Linked DNA regions of Homo sapiens: region 2 is linked to region 1. Evidence: read pairs that join two places in POLR2A ChIA-PET (ENCODE). Cell type or tissue: Caco-2. All regions are shown on one strand. Links, peaks and the distances in the headings refer to the core of each region. The heading gives the core; the rest is flanking DNA. Region 1 overlaps TTLL5 (tubulin tyrosine ligase like 5). Region 2 overlaps TTLL5 (tubulin tyrosine ligase like 5).

The links. Peaks named below come from ENCODE experiments on the same cell type or tissue, not always from the same donor. Only the 100,000 strongest peaks of a DNase experiment are listed, where the experiment ranks them.
Region 2: POLR2A ChIA-PET joins it to region 1 with 9 read pairs; 2 of 35 experiments call an interaction of 5 or more read pairs at or near these places.

Annotation. Positions count from the first base shown.
Region 1 is chr14:75,911,474-75,916,857 of GRCh38, reverse strand. All of the region lies in intron 31 of TTLL5 (tubulin tyrosine ligase like 5), which reads right to left. Among named protein-coding and RNA genes, the nearest start is that of TGFB3, 68 kb to the left of the region's middle. In Caco-2, for the core only: no CTCF peak of the experiment used is centred there; a DNase peak (open chromatin) is centred at 2,127.
Region 2 is chr14:75,669,794-75,675,177 of GRCh38, reverse strand. The region is part of intron 3 of TTLL5 (tubulin tyrosine ligase like 5); the gene reads right to left. Among named protein-coding and RNA genes, the nearest start is that of TTLL5, 11 kb to the right of the region's middle. RefSeq lists an enhancer at 1,449-1,538. In Caco-2, for the core only: no CTCF peak of the experiment used is centred there; no DNase peak of the experiment used is centred there.

The sequences.
Region 1 (5,384 bases), core at 228-5,227:
TTGAAGGCTGAATAGTATTTCACTGAATACATAGACCACATTTTGTTGACTCATTCATCTGCCGACGGACACTTGGGATGCTTCTGTCTTTTGATTACTGTGAATAATGCTGTTAGGAGGATACAAATATCTGTTTCTGTCTCTGCTTTCAATTCTTTTGGGCATACGCACACAGAATGAAATTGCTGGATCATATGGTAATTCAATTTTTTTGTTTTTTTGAGACAGAGTCTCGCTCTGTCACCGAGGCTGGAGTGCCCTGGTGTGATCATGGATCATGGCAGCCTCGACCTCCCAGCTCAAGTGATCCTCCCACCTCAGTCTCCCAAGTAGTTAGAACTATAGGCATGTGCCACTGTGCCTGGCTACTTTATTTTTCGTAGAACCAGGGTTTCCTTATGTTGCCCAGGCTGGTCTTGAACTCCTGGCCTCAAGTAGTCTTCCTGCCTCAGCCTCCCAAAGTGCTGGGATTACAGGTGTGAGCCACTGCACCTGGCCAGTAATTCTATGTTTAATTGTTTGAGGAACCACCATAGTGTTTTTCATAGTAGCTGCACCATCTTCCATTCCCAACAGTACACCGGGGTTCCAATTTCTCCACATCTTCCCCAGTACTTGTTAGTTTTTAGTCCTCCCTTCCCTTCTTCCCTCCCTCCCTCCCTTCCTTCCCTTCTTTCCTTCTTCCCTTTCCCCTCCCTCTCCTCCCCTCATCCCTCTCTATCTCTCTGTTTCTTGTGACAGTCTTGCTCTGTCACCCAGGCTGGAGTACAGCAGCCCGATCATATCTCACTGCAGCCTTGAATTTCTGGGCTTAAGCAATCCTGCCTCTGTCTCCCAAGAAGCTGGGACTACAGGTGTGTGCAACCATGCCTGTCTAATTGTTTTTATTGTCTGTAGAGACGGTGTTTCACTGTGTTGCCCAGGTTGGTCTTGAACTTCTGGCCTCCAGTGATCCTCTTGCCTTGGCCTCCCAAAGTGCTAGGATTACAGGCAGGAGCCACCATGTCCGACTTATTTTTTGCTTTTTTAATAGTAGCCATCCTAAAGGTGTGAGGTGGTATCTCACCATGGGTTCTGATTTGCATTTCTCTTATGATTAGCAATGTTGAGCATCTTTTCATGTGCCTATTAGTTATTTGCATATCTTCTTTGAATGTCTATTCTAACCCATTTTTATACAGGAATTTTTGCTGTTGCTATTGAGGCAATCTATCATCTTCATATCCCAATCCTGCAAGATTGATATTTTTATGCTTATTGTATAGATGAGGAAACTGAGGCTGAAAGAGGTTAAGTGATTAGCCTAAAGTTGCCAACTGGACAGTGACAGGGCCCACACAGGTCAGTCTAACTTCACAGTTATGATCTTTCCACCCTGCATTCTGGAATTCTTACAAAACTTAGGTATTGTTACTGACAACAGCAGTGGTAATGCTGCATGGCCCTGTGAAGCAAAAAGAAGTAAGGAAGGTAACAAGTAAGGGTTGAGAGAACTTTGGTTTTGTTTCTGGGAATACTGTGCACATTTAAAGTGTAACATATGACTCCGGAACCATGATGATAAATTTTACACAATACTCAACACCTGTCAGATTAGAGTGTGGTGTTCAGTTTCAGGTATTACACAACTTAAGAGGAACCTAAAGAATTCATGGTGAGTTCAGAAGATAAGAAAGACAGTTCAGTGTTCAAAAGAGAAATCTGATCTGTGCAATAAACAATTCCAGTTAGTTAGGTGATGTAGAGGGGAGAAAAAAAAAGCTGAAAGCGAATGTTTTCCAAATAAATTCAATCTCATTTTAACTTTGTTCCCTTATAATGAGATTCTTGAATGTGGTCTAAAATGGAACATCTTCATACTGAAATCTACCATGTAACAAGTTATAGTAAGGTTGGGAATGTGTAGCAGATGTTGTTATCTAAAGAGTAGCGATCGGCCGGGCACAGTGGCTCATGCCTGTAATCCCAGCACTTTGGGAGGCCAAGGTGGGCGGATCACGAGGTCAGGAGATCGAGACCATCCTGGCTAACACAGTGAAGCTCCGTCTCTACTGAAAATACAAAAAATTAGCCAGGCATGGTGGCAGGCTCCTGTAGTCCCAGCTACTCAGGAGGCTGAGGCAGGAGAATGGCGTGAACCTGGGAGGCGGAGCTTGCAGTGAGCCGAGATTGGGCCATTGCATTCCAGCCTGGGCGACAGAGCAAGACTCCGTCTCAAAAAAAAAAAAAAAAAAAAAACAAGAGTAGTGATCAATCATTCATTATTTTACAGGAAGTAGTTTTACAATGTTGCAAGAAATGGGATAGAAATACCAGGTAATTTATAAGGAAGGTTATTCTGATTTTGAAGACTGTTTAATAATAAAATGCATTTTTTATGAAATCTTCATTAGAAGATTTTATCTTCTGAGGTTAGGCATTTGACTTAAATCCAGGAGAACAGAGGAAATGGACTATTTTTCAGAAAAGTTTTATGTATGTATGTGTTCTTTTCTTTAGGGTCTACAATACAAAGTAATGAAACATTTTGGGTATTACTAGGGATTGAAGAAACATACAGATATAATTCTGCCCTCAAAAAGTTTATGGTCTTATTGAAGAGACAATTCACCCAAAAAGTAAGCAGTGATAAAAGATGACAAAATCTGAAGAAGTGTTAAACTTTGTGATATAAATTGTAGGTCTCTAGGAATTTTTTAAACGACAAGATAAATGAGTGACAGAGCGGGACTCATCTCAAAACACAAATAAAAACAAAAACAAAACAAAACAAAAAACTTAACTGGGCCCTTAGGGGATAAAATATATATATATATATATATATTTTTTTTTTTTTTTTTCCTTTTAAACAGTCTTCCTCTGTCGCCTAGGCTGGAGCGCAGTGGTACAATCTTGGCTCACTGCAACCTCTGCCTCCCTGGACTGAAGCAATTCTTCTGCCTCAGCCACCCGAGTAGCTGGTGCTAAAGACGTGTGCCACCACGCCCAGCTAATTTTTGTATTTTTAATAGAGACAGGGTTTCGTTATGTTGGCCACGCTGGTCTTGAACTCCTGGCCTCCAGTGATCTGCCCACCTCGGCCTCCCAAAGTACTGGGATTACAGGTGTGAGCCACTGAGCTTGGCCTAAGAATAGGAAGAATTTGCATATGTAGGCAGGTATTCCAAATGTCAGTAGAAGAATAAAAAAAGGCAGAAATATGAAAATTTACTCATTCATCTATTCAATCAGAATTTCTTTTTTATTTTTGGTTATTTATTTGTCACCTTATTATTTTTTGTTTTCTTTTCTGAATTGGGATTTCTTAAGCCCCTACTACAGGCTGGGCACTATGCTAGACCCTAGAGTTTTAGAGTCCACTTGGACCTGATCCTCGCATTCCAGGAAATTTCAAGCTTAGTAGAGGGAGCAGTTAAGTAACCATAAAGATCCTAGAGTATTGTAAAAGCCATGATAGAGGTAATTACAGAGTTCTAAAGAGCAGAGTCAAAAGCATCTAAATCAGATTAACATAGGGTAGGGCTGGACAGGAGAAAAGTGGTTGAGGACAAACAGGAATAGGCATATTGGGGAGGGAGGGAGCAAAAGTGGGGAGATGGTGCCTAGGCAGAGGAAACTGTGTATGGGAGTCAGGGAGCAGACAATCAACATGCCACATGATAGAGCGAGAATACTGCTTAGCTGCCAAAGCTTTCAGAAGATGTTACCTCTGCCACCTGCTTTCCCAAGCATATATTAATAGACGCATCTTCAAACAGTAAGATAAAAGACCAGGTATCTGGATCCTTGCCTAAGAGCACAACTAGTTCTTATCAAGCAATCAATTGAGAGAAGTTATATTTAGGATTGCCTAAGACACATGCAATTCACCCAATCCTCTAAATAACCATTATCTTACCCTTGGATTACGAAGACCACAAGGAAACTTAGACTATATTCCTTTTGTCCCCTCACAAAACTGTCTTCATTGACGTGTACTATAATATTTTATCTTTGCACAGTTCATGCCAAGGAGTAGGCATATGAAACACAGCACTCTATTGGCCTGTTGACTGAGAAGCTACTATTGACTATTTTTTAATAGTTCATTAGCAGTTGACTACTACTTTATTAGGTGTCTTGTATATAAAGTATGTAAAATACTTCCTTTAGAACCAATACTAGGAAATATCTTGACTTTCCCTGGAGTATTTCTTCCTTTTTGATTGTGAGAACTATATACTCCAATTTATCATGTTTCCCTGTTTGCCCTGCCTATTAGGAATCTTAGAACCAAATTTCACCTCAACGACAATAAGTTTATTTAGGCTGATATTTGAAAACTTGGAATTATCTTGTTTTTTGGCCCTGACTTTCCCTTTATACCTTGTTATTTTATTGCATGTGGTTTTATATTTTAAGACCCTATGCTGGACATGAAAAGGCTATGCTGTACCTGCCTAGCTACAATCCCATCTGAAAAAATGGTCAGACATGCATACATTGGCAGCTTTGTATCACACAATCATACTACCCTAGTACCAGGCTGGCATCTGTCTGGAAGGCAGCTGCCACCCACTTTATTTAGGCCAGTTAAGGCCTGGGAGAGAGAGCTCTGCCCACCAGGGGCACTTTGCTGGAGGAATGAATGAGAAGTATTCCATTCTGTCTTCTGAAAACTGAATGTAAAAAAAAAAAAGGAGAGAAACAATCCCATAGAGAGAGTCACGTCATGAGTAGGGCGGAGCTGTCAGCCTAGACAACAATGGAAGCTGGCTGCGGAGGAGCCAGCAAATGACCTGGCCACGGGATGGGCTAACCCGAGCTGCTGTTCAGCCAGTAAAGCTGCTGATTCTCTCAGCAACGCTGCAGGTTTTCAGGAGGTCTGGCTCTTGAGACTGATTCCTCCCTGTGCTCATGTACAACAACTTCCCTTCCAGAGGTGAACTGAGGGTCTCTCTCCTCTCGATCATCAGAAGGCTCTTGTGGTAATAATAAGAATAAATGTACACATGTACGATGATGATTAATTTTGGAGAATACTAAAAAGGAAGAATAAATATAAAACAGAAGGCCTGTGAGCGGTCATTTTTCTGAGTTGTGATTTTGAAAATTCCATATTCCAGTATCTGATTAAAAACTATCAATAATTTATTGCCTAATATAATTTGAAGCTTAGGCATAAGTTAAAAAACTCTCCTGTCAAATTCCAAAATATCTTCATTTGGGCTTGTCACAAGTCTTAATTTCCCTGGGAATCAAATTACAAATAAATAAAAAGGGAAGGAAAATACCTCACTCTCACTTTTCAGTTCATTAGATATTAAAATAAGAGTGATTCTTCTAACCAACACCAAACAACTAAATGATACATACAGCAACTTCTAAGCAGCTGCTTTTTCTTC
Region 2 (5,384 bases), core at 264-5,263, 240 kb after region 1:
TAAGCACTTGAAATGTCCTTATTTAACTTTAGTTAATTTAAATTTAAGAATGAATACTTGATTCAGTTACTGGAAATCCTATTTTAAACAATTTGCCTGTGGGGAGGGGAAGAAACAATTGAGTATATGAATTTACTTTTTAAACTATAAAAGTTATAAAATCTAAATATAGACCGAATATTTCCAATGAAAATTTTGCAAATTGAGATGCTCTGTTATGTTAAAATATATACTAGATATAAAATATTAATGGTTTTTTTATATTGAGTAAATGTGGAAATGATAATATTCTGGAATATATTGGGTTAAATAAAATATATTATTAAAATTAATTTCACCTACCTGTTTCCTTTTACTTTTAAAAATAATTTCCTACTAGAAAATTTCAAATCACATATATAGCTTGCATCATACATCTATTGCTAGTATATACAAATACAAACTTACTAAATAAACACATTCAGGGACAAATTACAGAAAAATGCTTCATTCTAGAAGTTTACTTTAAGCTGAAAATACCTATGTTGTCTCTAAAATACAATCCCATTTACACATTTAAAGTACATACAATTTGGGAAAAAAACAAGGTTATAATGAAGAAAAGCCACATTCCTGGAATATTTCACAAATAAAACACGAGAAATCATATTGTACCAAAAATATTAATAGTGAATTCAATGAAACATGTCATAAAGAGAAAAAACCAATTTGGCATCTAACACGATGAGATCAACAGAAGGTAACTATTGCCCCAGATACACTTCTCAGGGGGATTTAACCACAGGCTTATGATCTGAACAGATCTGTGTCAGCTATTTAAGAGAGCCAAAAAGAAAAGTTGCAGATTGAGAGTATTTAACAATACAGAAAACTGAGGCAGCAACTACCAAAAGTCATTCAAATTGTTCTTTTCATTAAGGAAGGTGAAGAAAATTATTAAGCCACAAGGAACTGGGAAAGATACAGAAAACTCAAAAACACAGAATTTGAGAAAAGTTTGGTGGCTTTTTCTTTAATCACAGGAATGTGTAAAGAAAAAGACTTATGGATCCTAAAAAAATAGTAATTGCTTAAATAGATGACATTGATGGATATTATTTTCCAATAAATGTTAGGTATTCTAAAAAAGAAGGGTCCGCCTATTGCCATAGAATACATCGATTACTTTATGTGACAAGCAGACCAAAAGAAGTATGTTTGGGGGGAATATTTGTTTTTATCCACCTTTAACATTTTGGCTCAAATCATATTTAGAGGGAGTTTCTCAGCAAGGGGTCTTCAGTTACTCAGGCTTCAGAGAACATGAATGAACCACTTCCCTTTAAATGGTAACTTGGCAACTTGCTGAGGTGACTAGAACACAAGGATCCTTGGGGAGGAAGGAGGATTCAAATCCCAGAAGCAATGCTAACAGTCCTCTGAACTCCTGACTTATTAAGGGACAAGACAAAAGTCATTTACAAGTAGAGTAGATCTTATTCAATCAGTAAAATAAGCAGCACAAGTTTTGAGCGCCTACTATGTGTCGGACATTAAATGAGCTCATGTAATCCTCACAATATCATATTCTCTCCATTTTACTAATGATTTTACTAATAATGAAACTGGTTAAGATTTTACTAATAATGAAACCGGTTAAAAGAGTCTAAGTCACTTGCCCAAGACTCACAGCTAAGAAATACCAAAGCTGGGATTTGAACCAATGGCTGAGAACCCAAGTGTACACTCTTTCCACCATACCACAAGACAGTCCTGATCCACAGTGTTATAACCTTTGAAGATGGCTACAGACTAACACCAGGGCTCAGAGCACTGCTTAAAATCCAAGAGGAGCAGAGATAAGTGAAATTGATAAAATACAAACAATGCAGAAAACAAGAGAAAGCAAAAGTTGGAATTTTAAAATTGGGTCTTTAAAATTATCAACAAAGCCAGGTGCAAATTCTCATTCCTATAATCCCAACACTTTAGGAGACTGAGCTGGGAGGACTGCTTGAGGCCAGGAGTTCAAGACCAGCCTGGGAAACATAGTGAGACCCCCCCATCTCTACAAAAAGCTTTTTTTTTTTTAATTAGCTAGCCATGGTGGTGTACACCCACAGACCAAGCTACTCAGGAGGCTGGGGCAGGAGGATCACTTGAGCCCAGAAGTCTGAGGCTGCAGTGAGCTAGGATTACACCACTGCACTCCAGCATGGGTGACAGAGTGAGACTTTGTCACTCAAAAAGAATAAAATAAAAATGATCAACGAAATTGACAAACCTCTAGCTAAACTAAGGAAAAAAGAGAAAAGACTGAAATAACTAAAATCAGAAGTGAAAGTGGGGACATTATTACAGACCTTACAGAAATGAAAAGGATTGTAAAAGAATACTATGAACAGTTGTATGCAAACAAGTTAGATAAGCTAAATAAAATGGACAAATACCTAGAAACACATAAACTACCAAAACTGACTCAAGAAGAAATAGAAAATATGAATAGACCTACAGCAAGCAGAGGTTGAAGGGAACCCATTCTATGAGGCCAGCATTACCCTGATACCAAAGCCAGACAAAGGCATCAGAAGAAAACTATAAATCAATATCCCTTATAAATACAGACAAAAAATGTTCAACAAAATACTAGCAATTAGGCCGGGCGTGGTGGCTCATGCCTATAATCCCAGCACTTTGGGAGGCCGAGGCGGGTGGATCATGAGGTCAGGAGTTCAAAACCAGCCTGCCAACATGGTGAAACCCCATCTTTACTAAAAATACAAAAATTAGCCGGGCATGGTGGTGGACGCCTATAATCCCAGCTACTCGGGAGGCTGAGGCAGAGAATTGCTTGAACTCAGGAGGAGGAGGTTGCAGTGAGCTGAGATTGTGCCACTGCACTCCAGCCTGGGTGACAGAGCGAGACTCCGTCGCAAAAAAATAAAATAAAACAAAATAAAATAAAATACTAGCAATTACACTCTGACAAAGTGGGATTTATCTCAGGAATATAAGGGAGGTTCAAGACACAAAAAGTCAGTCAATGTAATGTACCACGTTAACAGGCTGAAGGGGGAAATATCATTTCAGTTGATGTGGAAAAAGCATTTGACTAACACCTTTTCATGATAAAAACACACAACAAACTAGGAATAGAAGCAAACTTTCTCAACATGACAAAGGACATTTATGAAAACCCACAGCTAGTATCATACGCAATGACAGAAAACAGAAAGCTTTCTTCCTATGATCAAAAACAAGACAAAGACACCCTCTTTCTATTCAGCATTGTACTAGAAATTCTAGCCAGAACAATTAGGGAAGAAAAAGAAATAAAAGGCATCCACGTTGGAGAGAAAGAACTAAAATTCTCTCTATTTGCAGATAACATATTACATGCAGACAAACCTAAACACAAAAACTATTAGAGCTAATAAATGAGTGCAGCAAGGTTTCAGGATACAAGATCAATATACAGAACTCAGGTGTATTTCTATACACTAGCAGTGAATAACCCAAAAATGAAATTGAGAAAACAATTCTATTTACAATAACATCAAAAAGAATAAAATATTTAGGAATAAATTTAACCAAGGGGGTACAAGACTTGTACACAGAAAACTATAAAACCATGATGAAAGAAATTAAAGAAGCCCAAAAAATTGGAAAGACATTCCATGTTCATAGAAAACATCATTAAGATGGCAACACTCTAAGAAGTGATTTATAGATTCAATGCACTCCCTATCAACATCCCAACAGCCATTTTTGAAGAAAGGGGAAAAGCTGATCCTAACATTCATATGGAATTGCAAGGGACCCTGAATGGCCAGAGATCTTGAAAAAGAACTATATTAGAGGACTTACAATCCGCAATTTCAAAACTTAATACAAAGGTACGGTAATCAAGAGTATGTTACTACCATAAGGATAAATGTATAGTTCAATGAAATATTAAAAGTCCATAAGTAAACCCATACACCTATGGTCTACTGATTTTCAACAATAGTGCCAAGACCATCCAGTGGGGAAAAGAATAGTCTCTTCAACTAATTTTGCTGAGACAACTGGATATCCAAATGCAAAAGAATGAAGGTGAACCCTTACATAACCCTACATGAAAAATTTAACTCAAAATGGATCAAAGACTATTGAGCCCTAAATATAAGAGCTTAAACCATAAAACTCTTAGAAAAAAGCACAGGGATCATGACCTTGGGTTAGGCAATGGTTTCTTAGATATGACACAAAGAATATAAGCAACAAAAGAAAAATTAGATAAACTGGATGTCATCAAAACAAAAAACTTTTGCTCATGAAAGAACACTAACAAGAAAATGAAAGACAATTCACAGAGTAAGAATATTTGTAAATCATATATCTTGTCTAATATCCATAACATATAAAACTCTTATAATTCAACAACAATAAAGAAAACCCAATTTTTAAAATGTACAAAGGACTTGAATAGGCCTTTCTCCAAAGAAAATACACAAATGGCCAAAAAGTACATAAAAAGATATTCAAATTACTCATTAGGGAAATGCAAATCAAAACCACAGCCAGATACCACATCACATTCACTGGTATGGCTATGATCTAAGAAACAGAAAATATCAAATGTTAGTGAGGATGTGGAGAAACTGGAACCCCTATACGTTGTTGACGGGAATGTAAAACGGTACAGCTGCTATGGAAAACAGTTTGACACGGAATAAGTTAAACACAGAATTACCATATGGCCTAGCAATTCCATTCCTAGGTATACCCCAAAGAACTGAAGATTAAGTGTCCAAACGACTTTTCCGTGAACATTCATAGCAGCACAATTCACAACAGACAAAAGGTGGAAAAAGGCCAGACACAGTGGATTATGCATGTAACCAAGGCAGGATTGCTTAAGGCCAGGAGTTTGAGACCAACATAGGCAACACAGTGAGATCCTGTATCTAAAAAATAAATAAATTTTAAAAACAAAATTAAAAAAAAAGGTGGAAACAAAAAAAATGTACATCAACTGATGACTGGATAAACAAAATGTGGTGTATCATTGGAATGCATTCATTAGCATATACAATGGAATGTTATTCAGCTATAAAAAGGAATAAAGGACTGATATATACTCCAACATGGATGAACCTCAAAAACATTATGCTAAGTGAAAAGAAGCCTGCCAAAAAAGGTCACATATCACATGACTCCATTTATATAAAACATCCAGAATATGGGAATCTATAAAAACAGAAAATAGATGAGTGGTTGCCAGGGACTGGTGGTATGGGGGCTGGGGATATCTGCTTAATGGGTATTGGCTGTACTTTGGAGATGATGAAAATGTTCTGGAACTAAACAGTGGTGACGGCTGCACAACATTGTGAATGTACTAAACAACAACGACTTGTACA